Linked DNA regions of Homo sapiens: regions 2, 3, 4, 5 and 6 are each linked to region 1. The links are chromatin loops, found by intact Hi-C in ENCODE. Cell type or tissue: OCI-LY7. All regions are shown on one strand.

Region 1 (5,000 bases):
CTTTGGCAGTTTCATCCTCACGGTGTTTGCAGGGTTTTTTTCTGTATCCCTTCCCCAGATGCGGCGCACAATCGTCATTAGTTGGAACTCTCTATCACCGACATCCTTTGGGGTTTCTGGGGGAAGGGGGGGGCGGGCAGCAACCGCGTCGTTCTATGCCTGTGGCTTGTCCTGGCAGCCCGGTGGCTCTAAAAAAAACTCCGAGAAAGTTGCGTCTTCCTCCCGGGCGCCGAGGAGGTGGCAACGCGGTAAGCAACACCGGGTCTCTGAGACAGCTGCTCCGGAGCGGGTGCAGGGCCCAGTCCAGTGCACTTGTTTATTGTCGCGCCTCTGGTGCGAGCCAAGCTGCAGCAGACATGATGGGCCCGGGGCGAAGCGGGCGCTCGGTGGCCGATAGATGGCAGCCGAGGGCGAAGGCGTCCCTGGGCTAGGGCGGCGCAACCGGGGCCCCCTTGGATGTCACATTCGTAGGAAGAGAGAGAAGTCTTGGACCATGTGTGTAATTCGAGCGTGGGACTGTGCAATTCTCGGATTGGGAAAGGGAGGAGTGGAAATAACCCCGGCAGTGCCAGGCTTGCTGGTGGTCAGGAACAGATGATTCCAGCCCTGTGCTGATCGCCTGCCTTCCTCCTGCCATTCAGAATGCTGCTGTCTCGTGTACTTACTGTTAAGGATCCTGGAAAAGGGAGTGGTTCCTCCTAGCTGCAAACAAGGGCGCTACTTTTCTTTTCTCTTTAATAGAATTACGTTTTATAGGTGTGTCTAGGCAACACAAGGGAATGTGAAAGACTTTCAGAGGGAATGTTTGTGAATACATCTGGTGTGTACTAAAAAGCTGGAAAACCCCTAAGTAAATGCAATATCGATAGAAAGCGAGTTTCTTGAAGAGTCATCTGCTAAACTCCACTAGAGTCATCTCTACAGTAAGTATTCTTGGGTCTTTCCATGAAACCAGACACTTCCATCCCCAAAAAGGGGTCTTTACTTTCATAAGACATGTTTTCAATATTTGTAATATTAGACCTGCCGTTCATCCCGGGTATAAGAGAAAAGTTGATAATAGTAAGTGACCCAGTGCAGGCTGAGTGCACATGTGCCTGTTCCTTTGATAACTATGTAGTTAGTTTCTCCATGTAAATATATTTTACCCACTTTATTTTGCAATTAATTACGTCTTAATTATTATTGATATTGTTTTATTCTTAGTAATATTTGGGATAATACTGTGTTATAATCTGGTTAATCATATGTTTAATATTGATATAGAGTCTGATAATATGTCTATGTTCTGAGATGTATATATATCTCAGGTGATGAACATTGCAGTCTCCTGAGGTACTGCAATCTTTTTTGAACTTTCCCCTGCGTATGTTGTGTGAATATATATATTTTTACTTTATACCATAAAAACTTTATTTGGAAGCAATTTTGTTTAAGTATGGGTTATATTCAAGGGAGAGGAAGGAAAGAAGTAATATGTAATTTCAGACAATAAAAACAAAATCTTGTAATGAACGTTTCATTAAATTTAGAAGCATTTGACCTAGGAATGATAGCCACTAGCTGTAGATACATTGCATCAACAAATATAACTTACACGTCATCCACAAAAGGCTTATTTCTGTATTTTTTATTCAGTCATTAACTTTTAACATTATATAAACATTTCAGAAAATTTATTTTAAGTTTAAAATTACTTTTATATTTTCAAAATGAAATGAAATATTTAAATTTAAAATTATATAGGAATTACAGCCAGAAGCCTTTGGAATATAAATATTGAGTCCTATCAGAAACATAATTTTCAATATCGATTAACTTTGTAGAAGTTCTTAAAGGTCCTAAATTGTCTTAATCGATTATTGATTTTTTCAAAATAGCTGAAATAAAGCTGTTATATTTTATCACTGTTCTAAATCTTTATAATTTCATTCAATAGCAAAGTTTAATTCATGGTTTTGTATTATTTTTATTTTAAATATTTATTGTTCTAATTAAAGGAAATATTATTCAACTAAGAAGTATTAAATATGTTTGGAATTAGTTTAGGTTACAGTTTTGTTAGAAACACTTATGCTAATAATCTAGTTTACCTCTTGTGGTTCAAATAAGTAAATGATGAAAACTTTCTGCCATTAACTCAACATTAAGGATGGTCCCGGAAGCCACCATTACCTTTTGCCACTAGGTGTCTCTATAAGATGCTCTGCAAGAGAATGAAATTTTAGAAAATACTGTGACTTGAACAGTTCAGAACAGAAAAACACAAGAGGGAAAACATCATAGATATAAGGAAAAGCCTCAGTTATTAATCTGTTTCTTTATTTGCATTGAATGTTGACTATTGCTTAGAAAATATATAAGTGAATTACATAAGAGTGATCAAATATGAGCCAAAACTTTTACCCACATGAACAAATGTATCTATGTTTTAGTCTATACTAAGCAACACATGGTCATATGTGTATACATGCTTTCAGACAGCACTCAGATGCATGCACTTAATTACATAGATACATTTGGCCATTGTAAAATTAAATGATTGATCAAATATATCTCCCCAGAATTAAGTCTATTAATATTAAACATTATTTGATGGAGTTGGATGTGAAAGTCACATTTGTCCAAATGTTTGCAAATATTTTTTTTTCATATTAGAATTATCTATTGAGAGGGTATCATCATAAGTGTATATCATGTAGGGAAATATATTTGACATTTATATTGTAAATATAATTGTCATTATCAATTATGGCCATAATTTGATACCTGCAAATTTAAATTTAAATTGAAAACATAAGTAGCATACTTGCCACTTAAAATTGACCATATATTTTTGTAAATTTATATTTATTAGTTTCTAGAATTATTATTTTAGTGCTTTATGAACACAGGAGGGATTCTTATATTAAGTACATTTTTTAAGATAATTCTTATCACATTTGCGTATCACTGTGTGTTATCATTAGAATTTTAAAATGCTTAGTCAAGAATTATGGTGCTTTAAGAAACAACCTAATGAGGATTATAAACAAGGAAATTCTTTATTAATCATTTCATGACTTCATAAGTATTGATCAACATCTAAAGCCAGTAGAGCTTGCAATTTGTTGTTGTTGTTGTTGTTGTTAGCCTAACTGGTGAGTTAAGATTATGGAATTCTAATGCTAAGTTTCTATTCCTCCATAGTAATGGCTAAGAAGTCTGTTCAACTCAATTTAATAAATGACACATTTTTCAAGTCTAAGTTAAAGGGCATATGTCTTTAAAGTTTTTGAAATTGAAATTATATATATATCACATTCATATATATAATTATATATAATATATGTTATATGTATATCACATATCTAAAAGGAGAAAATGAAAGTTTCTCCTGGAGGAAAATAATGAGTCACCATTTATGATTGTGTCTCTATGAAATTGCTAAATTAAATAACTGTACAGCATTTGTCTTTGACATTTTGTCTAATACATTTAAAATTAAAAACAAACATCATGCAGTTATATTTATCAAATTAAAAATGGCCAGCAAATCTAATTTTGCTGAAATTATTTATTCACTTACAGACTTAATTATTCACAGCCTTAGAAATAGACTCTCAGAGGCATTACAAAAGAATATACAAAAAATAGCCAATTTTCTTCCTTGCCTCATGCAGTTCCTTGCACATACACTCGGATATTTTTTGATATAATTACATATGAAAATATCCTTTTTGGATAACCAATTGGAAATATCTACAAAAATATATCTTTGGAACACTACTTTTTCAGAAAGTAGCCTTCAGGTGTGCCAAAGTAAGATATATAAAACACTATGTCAGAAGATATGTAACAGATGCTTGCATTTGAAAATGAGTAAGAACAAGTTAAATGTCTGACTCACTGAAAAGTCATACACATCCTTCTATACCTTAGAATACTCTTCTACTTTAAACAACAGTTTGTATAGGAATACTGTTTTGCCATTATTAGGAGTATATATAGCATTACCTATAATTTGTGAGAGGCAGACTTTTTTTCTGGAAAGAAATTAATACACACAAATCTAATAATAGTGGTTACCTTTTGGAAGAAGACTGGCGTCTTAAATAGAATGGGAATTTATTTTTCATCGTATGCTCTTTTTTTTTTTTTTTTTTTTACTATTTTTGTTTCTTACTGTTTTAGTTTCTACTACAGTTTGTTCAATTTTGCATACACATCCCCAATAAAAATTTATAAAAATGTGCACTTGAAAAATAAGAATATTTGGAGGGGTGATTTAAGAGCTTAGGAAGAGTTCAAGATGATTTCCTTAAATTAATCTCTATCCCATAGTTCTCAAATGGTTTTATTTTTCATGGCACATTATTATCACTGGAGACACTGAATACATTTCTAACTATGAGTGTCAATTAATTAGTTACAATAATTTCTCAGCATTACTCATATATGACATTCAATTCTAGCTACCAGTATCAGCTAATAGAATGGTAATTAATAGAAGCTAGCTTTGTTATCTTCACACTATTCAGAACCATGCTGTGTACTGGGAACATCAGTTTTATTTGATACTCTGGTGAGTGAAGAGGAAGATCAAAATGGCTCTGTAGAGAAGATAAGTAATTGCACTTGAAGTTGTCAGCAGCTGTTCTTTACTGTTTACTGAAGAAAAGTGAGTGTGTAGTTGTGACATTTTAAATATACAAACTATCGTCAGACCCTGTTAGAACAAAGGCTACTGCCATCTGGCTTATACTAGCATTGAAATGCACACATTCCACTGGAAATGAAGCAGTTTCACAATGTAATCAGATTAGCTTTTCTATGTAACTCTCTATTAGTGTATGATTTGTCTCTTGGGACCCATTGGTCCTTGGTTCTCACACATCTCTAGTCATTTTTAGAAAATAAGTCTAAACAGGCATTATGTTATGCCTGTGTTTTCTGGGTTATTTCTGTTGTTTTTTTTTTCAGAGAAAAACAATTAATTATCCTAAAACAGTTAAATTACA
Region 2 (5,000 bases), 410 kb after region 1:
AGAGCACAGAGAAATGACTAAGGCAAAGTTTGAAGGATTAAGTTAAAGACCATACCTCATAGACTATAATACAGAAAATTGGGTACAGTGGGAAAAATACATTTCACAAAACAATACAACTATAAAATGTTTACATGCTTATCTCAGCTTTATCTTTCTTTAAAGAAAAAAATGAGTAAATTCCCTGAAAAGTTTTTCCATTGGTTGACCTTCAAAATAGCCTGGGACCTGCTTTTCTACTATTTTCATGGTCCAAAAAACACACACACATATAAAAGCACACATATGCATATGACGGAAGTTTCAGGCATGCATAATTGCCACTGAGTTCCCAAAAATATAAGCTCCCAATAAAGAATTTTTTAAATGAATTACAGTATACTAAAGGAAAGAAATCACACTAAGTCAGCAGTAACTACAACCAACATAGGTATAAATAAACATAATCCAGGTATCAGAACTTTCAAGCCTAGTATATGAAATGAATATAATGCAGACATACATAATTTAATGCAAGAATTAATAAAAGCATGAGTCAGGAGTAGGAGCCTATTACAATGACCAGGAATATTGAAAGGTAATATTATTTATCTCAGTTTCTTTCAGGACATCTACTCATTAAAAAGAAATAAGAACAAATTCATTTTGGGGCATATTAATTGTAACTGTTCCTGCGCAATTTATTGAATGAACAAATTGCTCTGTATTTGTCAAAAATCTGTTGTTCAAATATGTTTGTTGTGTTTCAAGTTCTCAATTCTTTTGAATAGATCTTGTTTTCTATCCCTAGATAAAACCCCAATGTCTTAATAACTGCAGCATTATAATAATGCTTAATGCCAGGTAATGTTAGTTCTTCAACTTGGTTCTTCTTCAAAGATATTTTGACAATTCTGAGGCCTTTGAATATTCATGTAAATTTTTGAATCACCTTGTTAATTTCTACTAAAAATCTTTTTGTGATTTTAACATCTATTCTAGGAAAACTATAAACAAACCTGAGGAGACTAGACACTTTCACTATATTGAATGCTCTGACTCAAAAAAAAGTGTATCTCTTGTTTTATTTAGGGATTTTAATATTTCTGTCATTAGTCTTTTTTTTTTTTTTTAGTTTTCAGCTTAAGTATATTTCATGTCACTTTTGATCTGTTATTCCTAATTATTTCATACTTTGATGCTATTGTGTTTTTTTTAGCATGAAGACAATGAATTTTTAATGTTGCTACATTGTCAATACTAAACATTACATAGTTAGAAAAACATCTAATGAATACAAAAATAATTTTTTGATTTATATTTTCCATTTTTTTCTACCCATAAATACATTTTGTACTTACGCAAAATACATCCCTGTAAGAATAACTAGGTCTTTTTCTTTTAACTTTCTCATTAGTGCATAAGCTTTTTATGAGTATAATAACTGTCAGTATTTGCACAGCACTTTGTAATTTATAGAGCATATTCACACTCACTATTCCATTCCATCTTCCCAACTACCCTCTCTGTTAGACAGGGAAGATGTTCTCCCAGATTTACAGATGAAGATGCCATGATCGACATCCATAAAGTTTGTACCATCAGAACCAGATCTCAGGCTAGAACAATAAATTTCTGGTTGTTGCTGGTATACAAAAATGTTATTGAATTTTCCATATTAATATTATGTCCTGTAATTTTGCTAAACTCACATACTGGCATTAATAGATTTTTTTTGGTAGATTCCATGGACTTTTACATGAATGATCATGTCATTTGGAAATGAGATGGTTTCATTATTTCTTTCAGATATGAATCCCTTTTATTTCTTTTTCTTTCCTAAATGCCCTTTCCAAAACTTTCAACACAATGTTCAGTAGAAATGATGAGAGTGTATAGCTTTGCCTCGTTACTGAACTTAGATGGAAAATGTTCAGTGGTTTGTTTTATGCCCTTTATCAAGTTGAGGAAGTTTCTATTCCTTGTTTTGCTTGTTTTTATTTAAAATAGGTGTTGGATTTTGTCAAATTCTTTTATTTTGCTTTTATTCTTCCCTCCCTCCCCTCCCTGCCCCCTTCCCTCACTTTCTTCCTTCCTACCTTCCTTCCTTCCTTCTTTCCTTCCTTCCGTTTTTTTCTTCTTCCTTTTTTTCTTTTCTTTTTTTTTTTTTTTTTTTTGAGACAGAGACTCCCTCTGCTGACCGGAGTGCTGGAGTGCAGTGGCATGATCACGGTTCACTGCAACCTCTGCCTTCAGGGTCCAATCAATTGTCCTGCCTCAGCCACCCGAGTAGTAGGTAGGATTACAGGCAAATGCTACCACACCTGGTTAACTTTTGTAGTTTTAGTAGAGACAGGGTTTCACCATGATGGCCAGGCTGGTCTCTTGAACTCCTGAGCTCAAGAAGTCTGCCTGCCTTGGCTTCCCAAAGTGCTGGGATTACAGGAGTGAGCCACGGCAACGGGCCTATTTGTTCTTATTTAGACGTTTCAAATAGTGATTTTTATATGTTGATTCTTGAATGTTCACCCAACTTGTATTCCTGATGTATTCCTGATATAACACTTACTCATTATGTTTCATCATTTTTATATACTGAGGTATTGAATTTATGAAAATTGTATTTAGAGGATTTTTAACTTTCTTCATGCAGGATATTTGATGTAGTCTTCTGTTCTTGAAATGAATTTGCTAATGGTATTAGGGTAACACTGTACTCATGAACACAGCAGAGATTCCTCCTGATTAATTTTCTGGTAGAGTTTATGTAGAATTGGTATACATTCTTTCTTCAATTTTTGGTCGAATTAATCACAAAAGCCATCTAGGTTAGGACATTTCTTCGTGGGAAAATAGTAAAATCTTTGTAATAGATATAAGAATACTCAGGTTATCTATTTTTTCTTGATCAAGCTTTGAATTTATGTATATTTCAGAAAATTTGCCAATTTTATCTAAAATTTTAAATTGATTGCTATGAAGTTAATGATATCTTCTTATTCTATTAATCTATAGCCATATCACATACTTCATTCTTCATAGCGGTAGTTTTTTTCTCTTCTTTTTATTCTGATCAGTCTCACTATAAGTTTATCTATTTCATTATTTTTGCAGACTCATTTTTTCATTTCAAAGATGCTTTATTGTTTTTCTGTATTCTAGTTTAGTTCCTGATCATAATCATTTTTTTCTCCTTATTTTGAGTATAGCTTTTGATTTTTTCTACTTTACTAAAGTTTGAAGTTATTGACTTCAGAAGTTTCTTTTGTCTAATATGTCATGCTTATTAATATTCCCTAAAGTATTGTTTTGCCAATTTCTGTCAATTTGATTATGTTGTGGGTTACATTTTCCTTCATTTCAAAACACATTCTAATTTACCTTTTACTTTTTTCTTTAATCTTGAATTATATAAAAGTATATTATTGACCGGGCGTAGTGGCTCACACCTGCAATCCCAGCACTTTGGGAAGCCGAGGCGGGCGGATCACGAGGTCAGGAGATGGAGACCATCCTGGCTAACAGGGTTAAACCCCGTCTCTACTAAAAAAATAAGATAAAATAAAATAAAATTAGCCTGGTGTGGTGGCAGGCGCCTGTAGTCTCAGCTACTAGGAAGGCTGAGGCAGGAGAATGGTGTGAACCCGGGAGGCGGAACTTGCAGTGAGCCGAGATCCTGCCACTGAACACTCCAGCCTGGACGACAGAGCGAGACTCCGTCTCAAAAAAAAAAAAAAAAAAAAAAAAAAAAGTATATTATTTTGTTTTCAAATACTTAGTGATTATCTAGATGCCTTTCTTTTATTAGATTGTAAATTATTTTTACTGTGGTTAAATAAAATACATAAGATAACTTGAATTCTTTTAAATGCATTGAGGTTTTTATGGTCCAGAATATGGCCTTTTTATTGTTCTATAAATTATTGAGAAATTATTTTAAAATATCATGGATATTTCAGGCTGTTTGTTGATATTTAAGAATATTGTCATCAATTCTATAGCTTGGGGCATTTGTGCTTGTACCATGTCTTACAATTCACACACAATTCTGAAACATTGCAGTCCATTCTCCTACAATACAGAATAAAATCTTACTATAGATCGATTGTTAACATTTTCAATTTTCTGCCTATGGGAAATATTTTATAATTTATTTTGCATTTGATAGGAAGCAGGTTGAATATCACCTTATAAATATTCTCTTGCTATAAAATATCCATTGACTAGGTGATTTTTTTTCAAATTGGAAAGATCTATGACTACATTGGGAGAAAAGCTAATTTTTTTCCTCTAACTTCCTTTGCTTACTTCCTTGTAAGCTATAACACCGTATAGTGAGGTGAATGCTTATTATCCACTCATGCAAATGGAGCCTTGGAGCTGCAAAAGCTCTGTCTACTACATGTCCCTGTATTTACTATTGCTTTGCAGAAGAATACTAATCTGATGAGTGGTTATGTCAGGAGAAATTGTCATTCAATTCAGGAATAGCCCTTTCTTTTTATCTCCTCTTCATTTTCCTCTGATCCTCTGCTTCATTCCATGTATCTTGCCAAGCTCTATATTCTGTAAAGCCTGGTGTTAAATATCAGCTTTACAAAATTATATGTAGACCTCATTAAGTCAACTTTCTTATTATCCTGCTGGTTGTTAAAAAATTTCAACAGAAAAGACATCATCTTTCTTTTCTTTTCTGTTTTAGTTTTTTCAAGAATTGATGGTCTCAGTGCTGTATCTCAGTATTTTCTGAACACACACACTTTACAAATGAATTGTGCTATCATCATAAATTAGCGTAGTGAACTTTCTTCAACTGATAATACATTTGCAAATATTTTAGGGGAATATAGGACCCTTCTCCTGGTATAAGCTAAAGTCCATTCTCTAAGATTTTATCTTTGCTATCCTACACAACATTTACTAAGTACTATATTCATTATAAATTTATTTTCTCCTAGCTTTATTGAGGTATAGTTGACAATTTTAAAAAATTATGTAATTAAGCTGTATGCCTTGATGAT
Region 3 (5,000 bases), 110 kb before region 1:
ATAAAGAGTTCATTTTTTCAAAATGGTGAATCACAGTTTGAAGGTAAGGACTATGCAGTTAGAGAAGTGCTTAGAAAGATTAAGAAGTTAGAGAAATATTGGACACATTTGAGAAGGGAAGTCTCGTAAGATCATGGTGTCATATAATTGTATGATTATGGAGCGACTTTCAAGGCGACCCAGTGAATATGGGTGGGAAAGTATTACTTTTTGCTCTGAGGAAACAAGCACAGAGGAAATGAGCCACCTTGAAAATGAGCCGGCAAGAACTATAATAAATTATGGCCATCCCTGGTCTTATGGAAAAACATCTCCTTAGTGGAAAGATTCAGACCAGGGATATGAAGGTGCATAATATTCTTTTGAATATTCATTTACTCTTGCAAAGCCAAAACTTGCTCATTTGTTCTATCTCACCAAGGTGGCCTCACAAAACTAAAGCTAGAAAAGTTGATAGGAAATACAAATGTCTACCACCACCGCAGAGAGGGAAAAATGTATTTATATCTGACAACATTGCTAGCTCTAAATGTGGTAGAGCAAAAATAAAAAAAAAGTGAACTTAGATTAGATAGATTAAACTGCTAAAAGCTCAGTTGAGCTTTCCACAAAGCATAGGGAGTAAAAAGAAAAAATTAATAAATTAAGGCATAGCTTACTATTGCAGAAAAAAAGAGAGTAGAAATAAATGCTACTTGAGGCTGGAAATATTCAAAAACTGAAGAAAGACAGCCAGGGCTTTGAGATGTTTTACAGAGATACTGGTCACACACACGCACACACACACACACACACACACACCCCTATTTTTGGTACTATCCCAATAGCACACTCACACAAAAGAAATCTTAAGATCTGGGAACTGGTCCACAATCAGTGCAAATTTCCACACACTGCTAAAAGAACATATGCCTCAAATACCACTTTTTGAGTGAGGAGACAGCATGAGTAAGTGGATGACAGTCCTGGCTCTAGCTATTGAAGAGGTATCTGCTGAACAGCCATCAGAGTGGGTATCTACTCAGGTATCTCAGGAAGCATCTGGAGCTTCCAATGTCAAGGAGTTTAAGTTTTAGAAATGAATTTTATGTTTTACTGTAACAAGGACTATGGAGTTTGATATTTTCATATTTTACATTTATGTGTGAGTAAGAGCATTCAATTTTTGGATCGTGATTTTTTAAATAAACTCCATATAGGGAAAGAGCTTAAATTCAAATGTGCAGAATGTGTGGCTATTATCAGGTTATTACAATAGTAATTATTTAATCTCATCTATTATTTCATCCACTACTACTTAATTTCATCCCATAATCTCTGGTGAAGTACGTTGAAGATAGTGGTCATGCATAATTTGTGTTGAAAAACTAGGAAGAAATATTCAGCTTAGCGTTTAGCAAAGCCTTTAAGTTACTTTAATGAATGACTTGTTCTAACCCAGTGCTTCTCCAGCTTTAATGTACATAAGAATTACCTAGGGATCCTGTTAAACTGTATAATAATTAGATCTGGACTTACTGTGAAATTCTGCATTTCTAACAAGCTCTCAGGTTATGCTGATGCTTCTGTTCTGTAGCAAGGTTCTAACCCATTCCAAAACTCTCTGAGTCAAAAGCTATAGTCTTGCCAGTGAATTCAGAACTATCACAGAAGAAACGCTGGCATTAGGGCAGTGGCCTTATGACACTTGGAATAGGACTTTTCTAATAAATCACCCCCATCCTGTACTAAAGAGAGCTGCCACAACCAGGGCTGATTATGGGGTTGTTTGTGCCAACAAGTAAAAAATAATCTGAGGAGTGTTAGAGAAGAGTTAGTTTCCATTCCTCATATTTCAATAAAAGAGGAACATATGTAAATACATACCTACTTCCTAACGCAAGAAATAAAGGTATGGAAAGATTGTACTCTGCTTTCTACCTATCCTCTAACCCAAAACAGAGAAGTGACACATTTGCTTCAGGTTCAGGGTCTTCCAGGCTCTGTAGAGCCCCCTAGCCTGCCAGATGCCTGCTTTCTCAGATCTGTAGAGTAAGCTTTCGCTGGCCAAGAAGGCCATCGTTGCTCAGTCCGACAGACATCAGGTAGACCATTCTGTTTAACACTGAGGTGAAACATTTCAAGTCCAGGTGGCTATATTCTTAAAGCAACACTCATCAAATAGCTTTATCAGCAATAAAGATGCCATTTTTCCCCATCTATCTAATTCCAGTTTCTTATGTCTCAGAAAGTTTCAAATTCAGGAGGGGAAAATAGAACTCTTCATTAGTGACCACCTAAAAGACCAATGGTAAATATAATAGGTGTGAAGTGCCTCCTGATCTGTTCTTTATCAGAAGAATGGTTTTTCTCCTGACTCTAACTGCCACTGGGCTGAGTCCAGAGACCAGATTTTGAAAGAAAGAAGTAAAAAATAGGGTGCTCCTTTCTTTCTCTGTCTGGATTTTTAGTGGAAGAGGACAATTGTGGTAAAGTGATAAGGTTCCCCTACTTAATTGTTGCTTTGTCTATTAGTCCCCAATCTTAGCAACAGGCAAGTTTTAAATGTAACCAAATATGCACTCGGAACCTGAAGCACATGGAGCAAATGTCCTGTTTGCCTTGAACTAGCACAGAGAAAGAGTCCAGGTTCATTGAAGAACTTTGGCTTCTACATCAGTGCCACGCCCACCAAGGTGCTGGAAAGATTACACAGACAAGGAATGAAAACCTTTGGGGGAAGCAATGAGTTAAGATACAGATGCAATTCTATGCCCCCAGTCTCAACCTGTGTGTAGGGAGCAGGCAGCCTAGAAATAATTGCTTACTTCACAAAGTCAATAGGAAGTGCTGACTACATGAGCAAAAGGTTAGAGCCCTCGGATGGAAGAAAAAAAAAAAAAGGCTTATGAATGTGAGGACTTTAAGATCAAAGGCAAATGGAGAAAAACCACAGATCCTAGCAGTAGGTGTCAGTATATCCTGCAAAATACAAACATGACCTGTCCAGAGTCAGTGGCTACTTGTCTGGCCCCTCATAGCAGAAAATAGCACAGATACAAAGGACGTTCACCGATCTGAGATCCTTTTTAACCACAACAAAGGCACAGTAAGACCCCTGATATACACGGTTGCCATTTTGGGGAAGAGAAGGCGGGACACAAACTGAAAGAGACTCATGTACATAAAAGGAACTATTTAAACCAACACTGGTGGGGAGTTGAACTATGAATAGATGAACTATGTTAACAGGAAAAGACTGATACAGTTAACCAAAATATGTATCTTTAGAAGTGGCATGAGGTTCAGAAGAAATACCAGATCTGTTATGGGATAAATAGAAGCTACATTTTACATATTGACCAAATATGAAATAAACTGAGAATGAAAATATATTAGGGATAAAATATGGAGAATAATCTAATATAGAGAATCTAATCTCATACTAAAGGCATTTTAGAAATGGACAGCAATGAAAATGAAAGGCAGGAAATTTAAAAAAATAAGAATAAAAGCTAAAGAGAAATGTGGATCTTAAAAGTGTTTTTGCCAACCACACACACCCACAAAATTTATGTCTTTAAATATTGCTGTGAAATTCAGCATGTCAGTAATATGGGAATGATTATAAGATAATTTATAAAGAAAAAGCAGATTATCAATAATATGAACAAAAGCAGATGGGTCTCAGAATCCTTATCGCAAGAATGTATGTTGGATGACAATGGAGCAAGGCACTTCAAATTCTGAGAAAAGTTTTTTCTACTTAGAATTGAAAACTTTGACAAATTATCAATAATATCTAAGCCAGAACAATGGCATTGCAAAATTCCAAAAATCAGAAATCTATTTCTGGCACATCTTTTCCTAGTAAATTAATTATATCTCTCAAAAAATTTTAAAACAGAGGAATAAATCAAGAAAAGGTTTTGAAATTCAACCAATAATAATTCTGAACCTGGGGATCATTGGAAGAAAATTCCAGGATAATAATTGAAGCAGGAAAACAGAGTTCTCTGGGAGGGATGTCATGGGCATTTTTAAAAAGTTATAATATGCATCAGAACAATTATATAATTCAAAACTAGAAAAAAATATAATAAAGCAGATTAGAAGAAATTCAGTGAATTAATTTGAATAAGTGTATTAGGTATTAATATATTATACGTAGTTAATGTTATATATCTAATATTTAATGAGTAATATAATTGAAACTGATATGATATTAATGAGGAGAATGCACAAAACTAAAGGTTAAAATATAAAGCAAATTAAAATGTTGCATTATTTGGAGGAATGAATGGCATCTATGTTAGTCCAGGTAGCCAGAGAAGTGGATGCCATGACAAAATTAAACCTGTATTTTATTAGGAAGAATGATTGTAAGAGGAAATGAGGAGGAAGCTGGGATGACTGGAAGAGCATTCAGAGGGGAATGCAAGTCTGACTGTGAGTGAACAAGAGGGAAGTAAGATTGGTGGGAGCATCTTTGACTGCTGAGCAGTCGAAGGAAGATACAGCAAGTGCTCTAAGAAGACCTTGAGCCAAAGCAGTGATCAGAAGAGTCTCATGTGTCCCGGAAATGAGCCTACCTTAGTGAGCATCCCACACTCAGTCATTGCCCAAAAGCAGCCCCTGCAAGCCTGGCACAGTAGCTGGAATCCTTGGTTAATAATACATTCCCTACAGTTGAAGGTTTACAAGGGTCATTCTCATGGTTACCATAGGATGGAAGAAAAATAATTTGGTCCTAAGAATATTCAATGTTGACCAGTCTGGTGATGAAGACATGGTAGTCAAAGAAGAACATGTAATCCAAGCATGCCTCTTGGCTTTGCAGTAGAAATCTCATGTAGTCATAATCAAGCTAAATCTCTTCAATTGTTTTAAAATATAAAAACCAACCACACAGATTTAAAAAGTTAGTATGTTACAGAATAGCTGTTTTCTTACAAATGTAAAAATAATACTACAAATGTCAGAAATAGAATGGCAGAAGAGGAGCAAAGAAGGAAATGAGG
Region 4 (5,000 bases), 380 kb after region 1:
CTGGCTTCCATCCTAGCTCTTTCCATTATTAACTATACGAATAGTGTATATAATGTTCAAATTTCCCATTGTTAACACAGAGATGATACCATCTCACAGGACTGCGTTTCTTAGGGCATAACATACTTCTCACTCCAAAGGCTACCTTTAAGGGAGAGAATGTCTCTTCCTCTCCCCAGAAGAGAAATAGTAGATACAATATTACAGGCTTTCCTTGTCCCTTCTTTTACTTCTCATATTTTTCTCTTATTATTTTGGACCTCATTCATGTAGCAACCATTCCTTTTGGTCATGTAAAAAAATAAACGTTTTATGTAGTTTCTATGTAGTTGCCCAGCAGTGTTCTTTCTAGGAGCACAGGGTCATTATGTCTCACAACAAATCTAAATTTTTGATCTCTTGTTAGTACTCAAATTGTTTGATTTTTCTTCCAGCGTGTATATATATATATATATATATATATATACACATATATATATATACATATATATATATTCTAATGCAAAATGACAAGGACAGAGTTTTTTTTAATGTTCTACAACTTCCATGGAAATATATGTTGCAGGAAAATATTAATGGTGAGAAATCTGGTATAACTATATTACTATCAGATGAAGTAGATGTCTGGAGAATAAATGCTACAAGGAAACAGAAATACACTTTATAAAACCAACAATTTCCCGGATATTTTTGGTTAAAAATGTTGTATAATCATCAGAAATATTTAAATTAAAGCAATATGTAGAAAACGTGTTTCTTATACTCAGCTGAAAGGATTTGGACTTTAATTAAAATCATTATGAGGAAATAAGAGATTTGCAAAATGGCAAAAAAAAAAACCCTATTCAATTTTCTTTTTCAAAATGTGAGTATCAGTTAAAGAATGACAGATAACAACAAATGGAAAAGGAATTTAAAGTCACTCTGGATTTCATGTCTTCTGAGACTGTACCTCTCTTCTTCAGAGACTTTAAATTCCTCTCTCTGATCTGTCATAAGACATAGGCATTTTCTTTCTCTCAAAATAATGTCGTTGTTTTTCATATTGATTGTTGCAACTTACACTCCCACCATTAATGCATGAATTTTAATTTGTGCTTCCCATACTGATGAGACTTTGAAGATTTTACCTGAACATGTTGCATTGTTTAATACTTTCACTGACTTTGAACAGATTTTCATAGCTTGATTCCTATACCAAATTTTTCTTTTGTGACCATAAGCTTAGTTTTTTCCTTAGCCCTTATTTTTTTGTGGTTGTCATTGTTTTTCTGCTGTCTTGCTTTATTTTCATTATTTTTTTGCACACAGTTTAAATGTCTAGGACACTATTTCTTGGCTGACATATGTATTACAGTATTCTTTTTTCTGCTGGTTTTTCATTTGTGTTTGAACTTTAATATATTTCCTGTCATAGTTTGTCTTTTTTGACTAGACTTTCATTGTATGCCTCGATTAGATTTTATTTTTGACATTTTTAGGTAATCTATGTATGCAGCTTTAAAAATTTATTTATAAGTTATAATTTTAAAATGTACTCTTCCTAAGTAACTTATTTTTTCTTGCTAATATGAATGAAATTATTTTCAAAATATGTATTATATTTTCTAAATGATTACTATTGGTGTGATGGATCTTTTTGATTGGTGTGTATTGGTGCCATGGCCAGAAACAATGTAATAATTCCCATTCCCATCCTTTCTTCTTTCTGTTTTGGTAGATTCTCCACATTAATGCAAATATTACTAAATTTATTTTGATAAAGTATTAATTACTATAGCATTCTTAATTATGTCAAACTGATACATATTTATTTTTATATACTTTTTAAAAGTTTAAAATGCCATTATGCTTTTGATAAAATAAAAAATAGGTTAGGCCATCTTCTTTTTATTCTATTCACAAAAGCAATTTTTATAAGCTATAAATATTTTGGTAAAATTTGTTATACGTGTGTGTGTATATATATGTGTCTTGTGTGTATATATATATACACATATATATATACACATACATACATATACTAAGAAGGTATCTGAGACAGGTGTCAGTCAATTTAGAAAGTTTATTTTGCCAAGGATAAGAATATGCCTGTGACACGGCCTTAGTAGGTCCTGATGTCATGTGCCGAAGGTAGTCAGGGTACAGCTTGGTTTTATCCATTTTAGGGACATATGAGACATCAATCATATATGTAAGGGAGGACTACTGAGGCAGTGGTGGGGGTAATCGAGGAGTTAGAGGTGGGGGCTTCCAGGTCATAAGTCGATAAGAGACAAAAGGTTGCATTATTTTGAGTCCTTGATCAGCCTTCTACTGAATACACAATTGAGTCTGGCTCACTGAATCCACATTTTTACATAAACAGTAGAGCAGAGGAAGCAATCAGATATGCATTTGTCTCCAGTGAGCCTCTGAGGGAACACTTTGAGTTCTGTCTGTCCTCTTTGCACAAGGAATTTTCTTGTGGACAAATTGTGAGGGAGGTATGTAGTTTCTATCTTTGTAGCAATCTTATTTAGGACTAGAATGGGAAGCAGGTTTGTCTGACATAGTTCCTAGCTTGACTCTTCTCTTGGCTTAGTGATTTTGGGGTCCTGAGAGACTTATTTTTCTTTTCATATGTAGATACATATGAAAATTCATATACACACAGATATACATATATATATATATATATATATAATTTTCTTTTAAAAGACATTGACTTCATGACAGCAGAGGGAGGAGGTATTAACTATAGTTTAATTTTAAGGATTCTTAATCTTAATTTTTTTTCTTCTTGAGTCATTTAAAAATTGTCTAATCCTTTCATATTTTTATAGGCTTTCAAACTTATTTATTAAACATGCCACTGCAAATAGAAATAGTGACCATATCTGTGTTTATCTCACATTTTATTGTATTTTGAAACAGGGTCTCGCTCTGTTGCCCAGGCTTGAGTGCAGTGGTAATAATCTCAGCTCACTGAAACCTCTGCCTCCTAGGTTCAAAGGGTTCTCCTGCCTCAGCTTCCTGTGTAGCTAGGACTACAGGTGTGTGCTACCAAGCCAGGGTAATTTTTGTACTTTTAGTGGAGAAAGGGTTTCACCATGTTGGCCAGGCTGATCTGAAACTCCTGACCTCAAGTGATCCGCCCACCTCAGCCTCTCAAAGTGCTGGGATTACAGGCGTGAGCCACCATATCCAGCTCACAGTTTAATATTTAATGTCCTTAGTCTGTTTCTTTTTCCTTTCTTCCTTCCTTCTTCTCTTTATTTTCTACTTGCTTATCTCTCTAGAGGTGTGTATAAAAATAAAAGTCACAAGTCTCCGCTCTCAATTTCTGGAAACTGCCTGTCCAGAGAATGGGATCAGTGACTAGGTCAGGGGTATTCTGTAATTGACCACTGTTAAGGAAACTAGATGAAAATTACCTCTTTGCTGTTCTGGAAAGATCAAGAAAAAGTGCAGAAGGGTAGGTATTGAACCAGAGAAATAAGCGTTGCTAAATGACATATCTATCTGTGTGTGGCTGACTTATCCATGAGTTATTTCTGAGCTCATACATTCTGTTCTTGCAAGCTGTCAGCCTAGGGTAGGTATTGAACCAGAGAAATAAGCGTTTTTAAATGACGTATGTATCTGTGTGTGGCTAACTTATCCATGAGTTAGTTCTGAGTTCATACATTCTGTTCTTGCAAGCTGTCAGCCTATACGAAAAGATCTGAATTTGTCTTATAAACATCCCATGGGTGATAAAGCCCACCATTGAGGATAGACTGTGTAAACTCAAAGATTGACATAAATTTTAAAATGGCATTGTCAAAAATAAGAACTTATCAAAAAGAAGATCTTTAAAAAAACAACTTTAGAAAAGTCATTTATAACACTCTTCTCCAACTTTGTAGTCTGTACTTTTGTTTGTGAAAGCATTTTCACCTGCAGATGAGCCAAAAATAGGTATCTGATATGAAGTAGAAGACTGCTTGCTCAGTGCTATTGCTTCCAAAGAATACTTTTTGGATGAGCATCAAGACCTTTTAGGGATTGCAAATATTTATTGGAGAAAGTATAACTTGGTGTGTTAGCTGTAGCAGAACTAAAACTCAAATAATCAATACCGACTTATGTGTTTTTTAATGCTCTGAACTCTGAAAAAATAGAGAAATTCTATATACACAATGTGGAGGATTTTAGTCTATCTAAAATAGAATCATAATAAATTCATAAACTGGCAATTTTCATGTTTGAAGCCCATTTTGAGGAATTTATCACTGTAGACCCTTGAAGATTTTGCTTCTCCTCACTTACCTTTTAAATTTTTATGTGGTATTTTGTCTCAGTATGTTATAAAAAAAACAGTGTCTGTAAGGAAGGCCTAAGACTAATGCTCATGCCTTCAGAAGCTAATATTTATGGAAATGAAGATGAAATAGGTGATGCAAAAGAAAGAACACAAAATTTTGCAGAGAATTTTGGGACATGATAACCCTTTATCTAGAATATCACGATGTGGGGAGAAAAAAAAACAAAATTCTTTTGAGCATATATGTGGAAGATATTATACATAGACATATACAAGATCCTGAAGATGAATAAACATTTTACTTCCTGAGTGTGTGGGTATGGTCATGGGTTTGCAGATATTTTCACTAGAGAGCATGACACTATTTTGAAAGACTGATATGGTACAGGATACAGACACTATAACACAATTGTGTGAGCCTTTGGGATGTTAAATATCTTATACTTCCCTTCTCTTGGCTCATAAGCAGTAGAGTTCATGGAATCAGCTGGTGGGTCTGAACTAAGTACTAATGACTCCATCAGCTTTTATTATTCTAACTTGTATCTCTAAGATGAGGTGGCCTATGAAAACACTGCTTTTTTTAAGTTTAAAAATTCTTTTTTTATTATTATTATACTTTAAGTTTTAGGGTACATGTGCACAACGTGCAGGTTTGTTACATATGTATACATGTGCCATGTTGTACTTTAGAGTTGATCTCCGTGTTCAT
Region 5 (5,000 bases), 260 kb after region 1:
ACTATCTATCACATCAGTGGTTCATATTAGAACTTTGTGGATCAGAGTTCCTGGTTTCCAGGGTTAAACTGAAGCTGGATTACATAATGTTCATCCGTGACTACCAACTTTTATGTTATTGATTTAAATTTGTAGAAACTTTCATATCCAGAAACAAAGAGATGTCAGAGTATACTGCTATTAAAGATTCAAAAAGTGGCAGCTAAGGAGTTAAAAAAAAAAGGATTTGGCTAGATTTAATATAATTCTTATCCTAATCCTCAGATAATATGGCAGGGGGGAGGAAGAGAGGGGGAGAGAGAGAGAGAGAGAGAGAGAATATGAATTTGAAATTAAAGACCCTGAAGGTAATTTTTTAGTGACAGGTCTTTTACTAAGTTTCCTTTACTTCCTCTTTCTGTACATTTTGACATCATAACTTCTTCTTTTATGAGCATAATGTTTCAAATAAAATATTTTTAAAATCAAGTACTTCTATTGATCACTTTAGTCAGAAGATCTACTAAATAAAACTAAGTGCGTAATCATTATTGAGAAGTGTGATAAGATGATATTTAACCACACTAAGGACATTGGCATTCTTACAGTCATAACAGTCCAGTTCATTTAGAAATATTTAGAAATATGTTGCACTTTCCATCTTGTACATATTATCATTACTAAACAAACTGAAATTGTCTTCTTTTCTCAGGTCCTAGAATGAGAACATCAAAAATATTGTAGAAATACACTTATAGCTTAAAAATATGCATATTCCTTTCCTTCAATATTTCATTTCTACAAAGTAAAGATTCACCTCTTAAGTACGGCAATTTAACTGTATTTATTACTAAAAATGTCATGACAAACGATCTTAAAAATATAAAAACACATATATATGCCATGCTGATTTGAAATAAAATATGTGTGTTATAGGTTTGCATGTATGTTTAGTTATATATAATATATAGATATATATGTACATGTACATATATATGTATATAAATCTATACATATAGATGCACAAATACTTATATGCATACACATATAGACATACACATAATATCTTTATATATAAAAATATATGCACTAATCAAAATATTAAAAATGGTTATATTCAGTCTATTATTGATGGGCATTTGGGTTGGTTCCAAGTCTTTGCTATTGTAAACAGTGCTGCAATAAACATATGTGTGCATGTGTCTTTATAGTAGAATGATTTATAATCCTTTGGGTATATACCCAGTAATGAGATTGCTGGATCAAATAGTATAAATAAAATGTGATACATATACACCATGGAATACTATGCAGCCATAAAAAAGGATGAGTTTATGTCCTTTGCAGGGACATGGATGAAGCTGGAAACCATCATTCTCAGCAAACTAACACAAGAACAGAAAACCAAACACTGCATCTTCTCACTCATAAGTGGGAGCTGAACAATGAGAACACATGGACACAGGGAAGGGAACATTACACACTGGGGCCTGTCAGGGGGGACTAGGTGATGGATAGCATTAGGAGAAATACCTAATGTAGATGATGGGTTGATGGGTGCAGCAAACCACCATGGCACGTGTATATCAATGTAAAAATCCTGCACGTTCTGCACATGTATCCCAGAACTTAAAGTATAATAATTTTTTTAAAAATACATATATATATATAACTATATATGTAATATATAGTTATATATATAGTAAAGTGGTTATACCATGTTCATGTTACTTTTTTTATTGACTAAAGTTTAAAGTATAGGTTATGGTAACTGAAAAAATATTCATTTCTATTTTAATATATTCAAGCTGCAGAGAATTTGGATTTAGGGTTTCTCACAATGGGATGATGTAGATATTGAAAACGGTCTTAGTAATTGTTAGGTTGTACATTGTTCTTAATGAGTATTTCTGATATAGTTCTCACAGTGACCTCTGTGGGAAGCCTTAATAATAGCTTGGAGGTAACCACTATTTGCCTCAAGGTCTCCTATACTCTAAAGAACAACCCAGTTATACAATCCTCAGGCTCTAAGTCCTGCGGATCTGGTGCCGCATTCTGCAAGTTTCTGTAAATCACCTTCATAAAGCAGTAAAATAAAAATGAATTTATTTGATTTACAGTTGGGTAAAGACTGATTATAATTATGTTATCCAATTTAATGGAAATGTTTGTCAAAGAGCTATCTGCAGGATTACTAACTTAAAATGATGGCAGTATAGTGTACATAGTTAGAAAGCATTTACAACACGGTTTCTCATAAATAAATCAAAGACGGAGTTAAATCTGCTGCCTTCGACACATAGGTGGTTATAGGAGGATGTGGATTCTGATTTTTGCTATGTATTTTGAAGACACAAGATTTACTAAGTTGAAATAGGACCTTCCATTGTCAATACAATTTCTAAGGTAGAGCAATGTGGAAATAGAGAAGAGGCTAAGAACATGAAAACTGGGAAAGGGAAAATTATGTCTACAAGTCAGTGGCTCAAAAATTAGCTAGACTCAAGTTACTAAGGATGGATATGATAGTGATGTTGATGAAGAAAGTAAAGAAATTGCAAATCAAACATGAAGTGTGAAAGATAAGTCTGAAAACAGATATGAGTAGATGGAGGCATGTATGTGTGATAGGGAAAACGGTTCCCCAAAGATTTCCACACTCTAATCCCTGAAACCTTTGAATGTTTATATCTCGTGGCAAAATAGACTTTGAAAATACAACTGAGGTCACTGGTCTTACCTTAGAACCTGAGATTAGTTTATATTATTCAGACGGGAGCAATCTAATCACATGTACCCTTAAAAGCAAACAACTTTCTCCAGCTGGAAGCAGAAGAGAGCAGGAACGTTGGACAGATTTTGAGTTTAAAGGGACCACATGTAAGAATTAGAAAGGGGCTTGTAAGAGCAGAAGACAGCCCCCAGCTGACAGCCAATAAGGAAATGGTGACTGTAAGTCTTCTTCCCTCAAGGAACTGGATTTTTTTGAAAACTGGACTGACTTTGGAATCAGATTCTTTCTGGAGTCTCTTGATGACACAGTCTGTTGACACTGATTTCTGCCTGTAAAACTTTGAGCAGAGAAACTAGCTGAGCCAACACAAACCTATGAACTATGATATTGTGAGGTCATAAATATGTGTTAAAAATAAAAAAAGTGTTTTAAGCCTCTAAGTAGTTATTAATGTATTAAAGTAGCAATAGGAAATTATACAGTATGATTTGCTAGAAAGGAACAAGGTTCTTATCACAAAGGAACAGCATGTTAGAACTGGAGAAGGGTGGTATGGGTAACAAAAGGTGTCTGTGTGTGCATGCATGCATGGATACGCACATGTCCATATGTACATGTGTTAGGCAAATACATGGTCACTGCAAGGGAGTTAAGTCAGAATATTTCAAAAGGAATAATAAAAGGAGTAACATTAATGATGTCAAAACATTTGGGTAATGACAATTAAAATTAATGATGTCAAAAAGTTTGGGTAATGACAATTTTATGGCAATTATTAAATTGACTTTTGATATGTAGTCACCCTAAAAGATACGTTAGTTGACGGACATTCATAAAAAGAAAAGTCTTCATGTGAAACAGGTGTATTTTTTTTCTTCTCAACTTTTATTTTAGATTCAGGGAGCGCATGTGCATATTTGTTACATGGGTGGATTGTGAGTCGTTGAGGTTTGTTGTATGAATGATCCTGTCACCCACGTAGTGAGCATAGCACCCCACAGATAGATTTTCAACTCTCACTCTCCTCCCCATGCTAGTACCCCCCGGTGCCCAATGTCTATTGTTCCAAGTGAACAGATACTTTCTGTAACTTTTAAAAATATCTCAGGTGCTATAAGACCGTGGCAGATTAAGGAAGTAAATCAGAACTGCTATTATTCAGATAGAAAAGATGAGCATTTCCTTGCATAATGCCAAGATGTGAAAATGACATGTTGAAGGGAGGATAAAAAGTAAGCCATCTTTGTACTTGAATCTTCAGGAAACAATACTTCTCTAATATCTATAGTACTTGCTTCCTCTTAACTATAGAATTCAAAATATGATCAGCTGTAATTTTATCTATAATTGTAGGTAGGCCTGTATTAAAGATGCAGGCTGGGCAGCTATGCCAGTGTAGCCTTTGCACGTTTTTCTACCTGCTTTATATTCTGGCTGTGCTGGCAAGTGATTAGATTGAACCCACCCAGCTTAGGGATGAGTCTGCCTTTCGCAGCCCACTGACTCAAATGCTAATCTACTTTGGCAGCTCCCTCAGAGACACACCCAGGATCAATACTTTGCATCCTTCAATCCATCAAGTTGACACTAAGTATTCACCATAATATCTTGTTTATATCAGCAACTAATAGCCCTTCCAGAGACCCCAACAGAGCTTATTATCTCCCTTACAGCCTCATCCTCCCAGTTACTCCAGCCAGAAATCCTGGACTTTTCATTGACTCTTTTTTTTTTTTTTGTCTCACATAGTACATCCAGTCCATCATTATCTTCTGTAGACTTTGACTGCAAAATATAAACAGATTATGATCAGTTCTCCGTATCTATTGACACCATCACTTACCCAGACACTATTTCTCATCTGGATTTCTGAAATTTTCTCCTACCTACTCTTGCTGCTGTTGCCCTCACTCTTACATTGTCTATTTTTAAAACAAGACTCATAGTGTTCCTGTTATTTTGTAAGTCAGGTCAAAATATTTCATTCGTGTCAATCTGCTCATGACTCTATCACTTCTCTTATTCCTCAGTGTAAAACCAATGTAATAAAACAGCCTAAAAAGCTTAACTGATCTGATTCCAGTACATTGTTAGACCTGATCTCCCAGACCTTCTCTTTCATTGTACCCCAGTTGTTCTCCCCTCCTTGCTGCAAGTTGAACATTTGCATCTCTTTGTACCCTCTTTTCCCACTCTTTGGGATGTAATGCAACTGGATAACTGCAGATCCTTCCTTTCAGATCTCTACTGGACCTCGATGAGGCCTTCAGTAGTCCTCTGCTAG
Region 6 (5,000 bases), 800 kb after region 1:
TTTTCTTTGTCAGACCAAAAAAAAAAAAAAAAAAAAAATGGGGTTTGGACTCAGATTGCCTAGGTTTAAATTTTTGTTCCACAGTGGCTGTGTGATCTTGGTCAAGTTCTTGAAATTCTCTGTTCTTCACAATTGTTGGCGCTAAAAATTGAGGATAAAAACAGTGCTTACCTTATAGTGTTATTGCAAGAATTAAATCAGGTATTGTGCATAAAACTAAAACTAATAGTTCTCATAAAACTAGAACTACAACTCTTACATACAAATCATGTCACTGATTCATCAATAATTGCATGACATTTTACTATAATACAATATAAGTAATAGTATATTTGAATAACACCAATTCCATTGTTATTTTGAAAAACATCATAGGGAAAGAAATCATACTGATATTAAAATAGTGTCAAATTCTATGTTTTGAGCTGAAATTGTGGGGATGAAAAATGGAATACAAAATAAATGCATGAATGCAGAACCACACATTATCATGAACAGTAACATGGGCACAAGACAAGGCAACAGCTTTTAATCCTATCCTCTTCAGTTTCAATGTCATTTCCTCCTTTTGTGGCTGGGTTGATTTTAAATTTGTTGCATTATTATAGAGAGCATCAATTTAAACTAAGGAAAATATCACTTACCTTCTATATTGTAACACATGATAAGCACTCCATGCATAGTATTATTGTAACATTCTTATCATAATATATTGCTGTTTTCTTGTATAGTGGCCTCTTACATCTTATGCATTATCACTCCAGTCTCAGGATACTCAATGGGTAAATCTTCAGACTGTTTTTCTTATTGCATATATTTATCTAATATCTCAATTGATAATATTGTGCAAACCTCTATAATTAGCATAAAATGATTTCCTTTTATTTCATAACATAGAAAATATATGTTTAAATTTTTCCATAGTACTTTATTTGAGAAGATATTTTTACTTCAGTAAAACAAGAATTTGCAAATTCTCTTATTATAGAAGGAGTATGTTAAAGATAATGTGTCCAGACATTTTAAAGTTATCATCTCATCTTAATTCTTAAACAAGTATTTGCAAAGTTTCCTGAACTTGGTAATACTAAAATGTAGTTGTTTCAGTTCCTCTAATTAACAAGTAGTTATTAAACACAATTTTGTAGAAGCAATTTTTTATTAGTTTAGCATGTGGTATTCTAACTAGATTATATACAAAGCGGAAGGATATTAAGGAAAGAATATAGGAAGAGTTATTCCTTTAAGAAAAGTGACCGATTAGGGAACTCAGGGAATATAATTATTTAAAAAAATGTAGACATTACTCAGTTCACTGACTATAAGTAAACTGTAAAGAACCATTTCTACCACCAAGGCATGTGTGCGTTTGTTGACAAGGAAAATAGAAGTAGGAATATCTGAGAGAATTTCTGGGAAAAAGAAGTGCCTCTGCCTGAGACCGAGTCTCGATCTGTTGCCCAGGCTGGAGTACAGTGGCATGATCTTGGCTCACTGCAACCTCTGCCTTCCAGGTTCAAGCAATTCTCCTGCCTCAGCCTCCTGAGTAGCTGGGATTACAGGTGCCCGCCACCACACCGGGCTAATTTTTTAAATTTTTATTACAGATGGGGTTTCACCATGTTGGCCAGTCTGGTCTCAAACTCCTGACCTCAGGTGATCCACCTGCCTCGGCCTCCCAAAGTGCTGGAATTACAGGCGTGAGCCACTGTGTCTGGCCCCTTTTAGCCAGTTTTTAAAAGGCCTGTAATCCATAACCTCATTATCTGGCTTGCCCCAAAACTGTGGCAAAGTGTCCTATCAGAGATTCACTATAAACTCTTAGAGTATTAAAAAGCAAAGTAGTTTAATTTTAGTCTTGTCCTCATCATATAAACAATTTTCCCAAACAATTTTCCCAATACTTGTTGTAATCTAGTATTGTTAAAGAGAGAATAATTATTCAACAATACTTGTTAAGGTATTGTAAGGCAGACTTTATTCAAAACCATCACAATTGGTACATATGAACCACAGCAATGGGATTTTGCAGTAGGGGAGAGAGATTGGACTCCACTCTGAATATAGCGTGGGCAGGTGGGACTTTATAGCCACAGAGCAGGGTGGAAGTCAGTGGATGAAAAATTACTAATAGGACACATCAGGAATTAGAGGTATTCTGGCTACACTGACCTAGCAGGATTCCTGCTGAAGGCAGGCCAGGGCGATCAAACATCTCCTGGAGGACAGCGAATGAAGAACCCGATTAAATATTTTGGGCGATTAGACATCAGGGAGAGGGAGATTGATTCTAGCTAACCTGATTTAGCAGGGTTCTTTGCTAAAGCTGGATTTTGCAAGGAAGTGCACAGGCAGGCTTAGGAAAAGTTTCCGGAGGCTGACTAAAGTTTGGTCAAGCAAAGAATCTTTGTCTGTATGAAGATAATCCAAATTTATGCACACCATATGCTTTGGACTCACTTTATGGTAAAAGCTGAAAATTACTGCAGCACAATGGTGATTTGTGATCAGAAGAGTCTTAAAAGGGCACAGCTTCAGCTGGTTTAAGGAAAACGATGTGTCTGCTAAGGACTAGTAGCCATGAATGATTTTAGTAACCTGTATGCACAAAAAGAAAAATGACTGCCATCCTAAGACATTGAAAAAAGCATAATGTATTTCTTTTACATTTCTCAAAGATTTTGCCGTTTTTGTGCCTTAATCCTGCCACCTGCTGGTGTTACATAGAACTGAAAAGAAATGGCAAAAATATTTTAATATGAATTTTACAGGAAACATACAATTGTTTCAAATTGCTCTAGTATAGTAACTAATGTTTTTCAGCAAAGTTAGTGTTTTTCTTAGAATATATGCCTCTTTAAAACATTATATTAATATACTCAGTGAAGGAAAATATGGAATGTTAGCAAGTGTTATGTTAATAATTTTCTTTTTTTTCATAGCTGCTTTGAGGAGTTGATGTATAAATAAAAGATTTTTTCACCAAGAACTAAGAAAAGTATGCACAGTAGCAAGGTATTTTTATAGGAACTGCAAGTAATGAATTCAAATGTGGCTTTCAAAACTGTTACTTTTTTTTAAATGAATTCTTATGTATCTTTGGTTTTTCCAGCTTCTTGGCTTCCCATGCCTTTTGTGCAAATATGAGCCAGGAAATCTTAGCCACAGCAGAGCTATGTGAGGAGATGCTATTGTATCACTGCTATACAATGATCATACAGAAGACTTGAGCTAAATCTGTACTGAAAGAAATTATAGGGAGACTGTGTAATTACGGTTTGCAAGGAAACCTACATGATTATAATTTGAGAAATTTAAAGAAATTGTTTTTTTCACATTTGGGGACACAATTTTTGTCTCATGAAAACTGATTATTTTTCCTTTTCAGGAGAGCAAAGACAATTATATACTCAGAAACATAATTGGTACAATACTGATTAAAGGCAAAAGACACTTTAAGAGACTGCTTCTTAGTCATGCATTTTTTCTTTATTATAGCAAGAGACTGTCTTAGAAAAAGGCAAAAAAAAATAAAAATTTCAGGGAATTAAAACAAATTCTTCAGTATAGTTTATGCCTCATTTTTTAGTCTTTAATTCAAATTAAAATTATGTTGCTGACTAAATTGACATCTGTAAAATGCAAAAAGACAGTCATATTTTCTTCAAATAGTTTCACATAATGTGCGGCCTGAAACAATGTCATTTTAGCTAGCACTTTGTCAAGGAAAGTAATCCAAGAAAACAAAAGGGAACATGAGGAGTGAGCAAGGAATAGAAAGCCAATGTGCAAATAGGTTATGGAGAGGGCTGGCTCCGTGGCAACTGATGGAAGATGTGGTAGGAATGTCCTCTAAGAATCCCTGAAACTCCCAGGAAACTGATGGGAAAGACTTGATTCTTCAGCTCTAGTGTCTGATTTGTAGGTGTTTTACTCCCAAGATGTTACATGTCAGGCACTTCTGAGTTGTGCATTCATAGATACCTCAAGGCAGTAGCTGAGATTCACATGGTATGGATATGAGGTGAGGTCCTTTCAGTTGCACTTGCATTAATTAGTTGGAACACATAGTGATTTGATCACTTTAGCAGCAGCTTGAACGAGACAATGATAAGTTCAAGAGCTTCCAAAGAGGTATATAAAAGAAGTGACAGGTAACTCAATATTCAATATTTATTACATAATTTAAATTTTATCTATAAGTCATAAAACCTTAAAAAAGGGAACTGCACATTTCAGTTACTCAGACAGATGTATGGTATCATATAGAGAAGATATGTGAGCATCTGACTATCATTCAAGAGTTACAGAAGGAGGCCTGGTGCGGTGGGCCACACCTGTAATCCCAGCACTTTGGGAGGCCAAGGCGGGCGGATCACCTGAGGTGGGAGGTCGAGACAAGCCTGACCAACATGGAGAAACCCCGTCTGTACTAAAAATACAAAATTAGCCAGGCGTGGTGGTGTATGCCTGTAATCCCAGCTGCTCAGGAGGCTGAGGCAGGAGAATTGCTTGAACCCGTAGGCGGAGGTTGCAGTCAGCCAAAATCGTGCCATTGCACTCCAGCCTGGGCAACAAGAGTGAAACTCTGTCTCAAAAAAAAAAAAAAAAAAAAATTAGAGTTATAGAAGGAGAAATATTTAGACAAATCTACACAACAATGGCCCAAAGTGTTTTAGTTTGTGTCTTTGTTAGTTTGTTTTTAATATGTGTTACTTTAGAAATGAACATTTCAATTGAAGATGAGAAAGACATGGCAAATTACTTTTAAATAAATATATTTAAAAATAATAAATATATATTATTTCACATAATAGTAAGCAACCAAATTGCTGTGTTTTTTTATATTTTAATGTGGCCTTTCTTGTTTATTTATATTATATCTGTATCAGTTTAGAATTTGAGACTTTGAAGGCACTACTCATATCACTCCTATATAGCTGTCACTAACTTTCTTCTCTCTTGCTTTCGGTCATTGTGTTCACGGCCTTAATGGTCAT

Evidence for each region. A loop is a pair of places that touch in the nucleus more often than their neighbours do. Peaks named below come from ENCODE experiments on the same cell type or tissue, not always from the same donor. Only the 100,000 strongest peaks of a DNase experiment are listed, where the experiment ranks them.
Region 2: it touches region 1 in a loop (10-fold over the local background); 10 of 110 quality-filtered maps call a loop at or near these places.
Region 3: a loop joins it to region 1, with 2.4 times the contacts of the local background. A loop is called at or near these places in 2 of 110 quality-filtered maps.
Region 4: it touches region 1 in a loop (4-fold over the local background); 9 of 110 quality-filtered maps call a loop at or near these places.
Region 5: a loop joins it to region 1, with 2.3 times the contacts of the local background. A loop is called at or near these places in 4 of 110 quality-filtered maps.
Region 6: a loop joins it to region 1, with 8 times the contacts of the local background. A loop is called at or near these places in 13 of 110 quality-filtered maps.

What each region holds. Positions count from the first base shown.
Region 1 is chr13:87,666,759-87,671,758 of GRCh38, reverse strand. It overlaps SLITRK5 (SLIT and NTRK like family member 5), which reads right to left and starts at 388. Exons shown (of 2, transcript NM_001384609.1): 1 at 1-388. It overlaps LOC124900338 (formin-like protein 5), which reads left to right. Exons shown (of 2, transcript XM_047430855.1): 1 at 1-923. It overlaps MIR4500HG (MIR4500 host gene), which reads left to right and starts at 796. Exons shown (of 6, transcript NR_033829.1): 1 at 796-923. RefSeq lists an enhancer at 160-661. In OCI-LY7, CTCF peaks have their summits at 195, 395 (motif pointing right), 1,990 and 2,190 (motif pointing right); DNase peaks (open chromatin) are centred at 348 and 2,158; H3K4me3 peaks cover 1,915 bases; H3K27ac peaks cover 1,072 bases.
Region 2 is chr13:87,256,853-87,261,852 of GRCh38, reverse strand. No RefSeq gene overlaps it. Among named protein-coding and RNA genes, the nearest start is that of LINC00430, 350 kb to the right of the region's middle. In OCI-LY7, a CTCF peak has its summit at 2,149; a DNase peak (open chromatin) is centred at 2,212.
Region 3 is chr13:87,775,493-87,780,492 of GRCh38, reverse strand. No RefSeq gene overlaps it. Among named protein-coding and RNA genes, the nearest start is that of LINC00397, 33 kb to the left of the region's middle. In OCI-LY7, a CTCF peak has its summit at 2,946 (motif pointing right); a DNase peak (open chromatin) is centred at 2,932; H3K4me3 peaks cover 567 bases.
Region 4 is chr13:87,282,819-87,287,818 of GRCh38, reverse strand. No RefSeq gene overlaps it. Among named protein-coding and RNA genes, the nearest start is that of MIR4500, 330 kb to the left of the region's middle. In OCI-LY7, no CTCF peak of the experiment used is centred here; a DNase peak (open chromatin) is centred at 3,018.
Region 5 is chr13:87,401,989-87,406,988 of GRCh38, reverse strand. All of the region lies in intron 4 of LOC105370302 (a long non-coding RNA gene), which reads right to left. Among named protein-coding and RNA genes, the nearest start is that of MIR4500, 210 kb to the left of the region's middle. In OCI-LY7, CTCF peaks have their summits at 1,834 and 2,039; no DNase peak of the experiment used is centred here.
Region 6 is chr13:86,868,269-86,873,268 of GRCh38, reverse strand. All of the region lies in intron 2 of LOC105370300 (a long non-coding RNA gene), which reads right to left. Among named protein-coding and RNA genes, the nearest start is that of LINC00430, 39 kb to the left of the region's middle. In OCI-LY7, CTCF peaks have their summits at 2,492 and 2,709 (motif pointing left); a DNase peak (open chromatin) is centred at 2,698.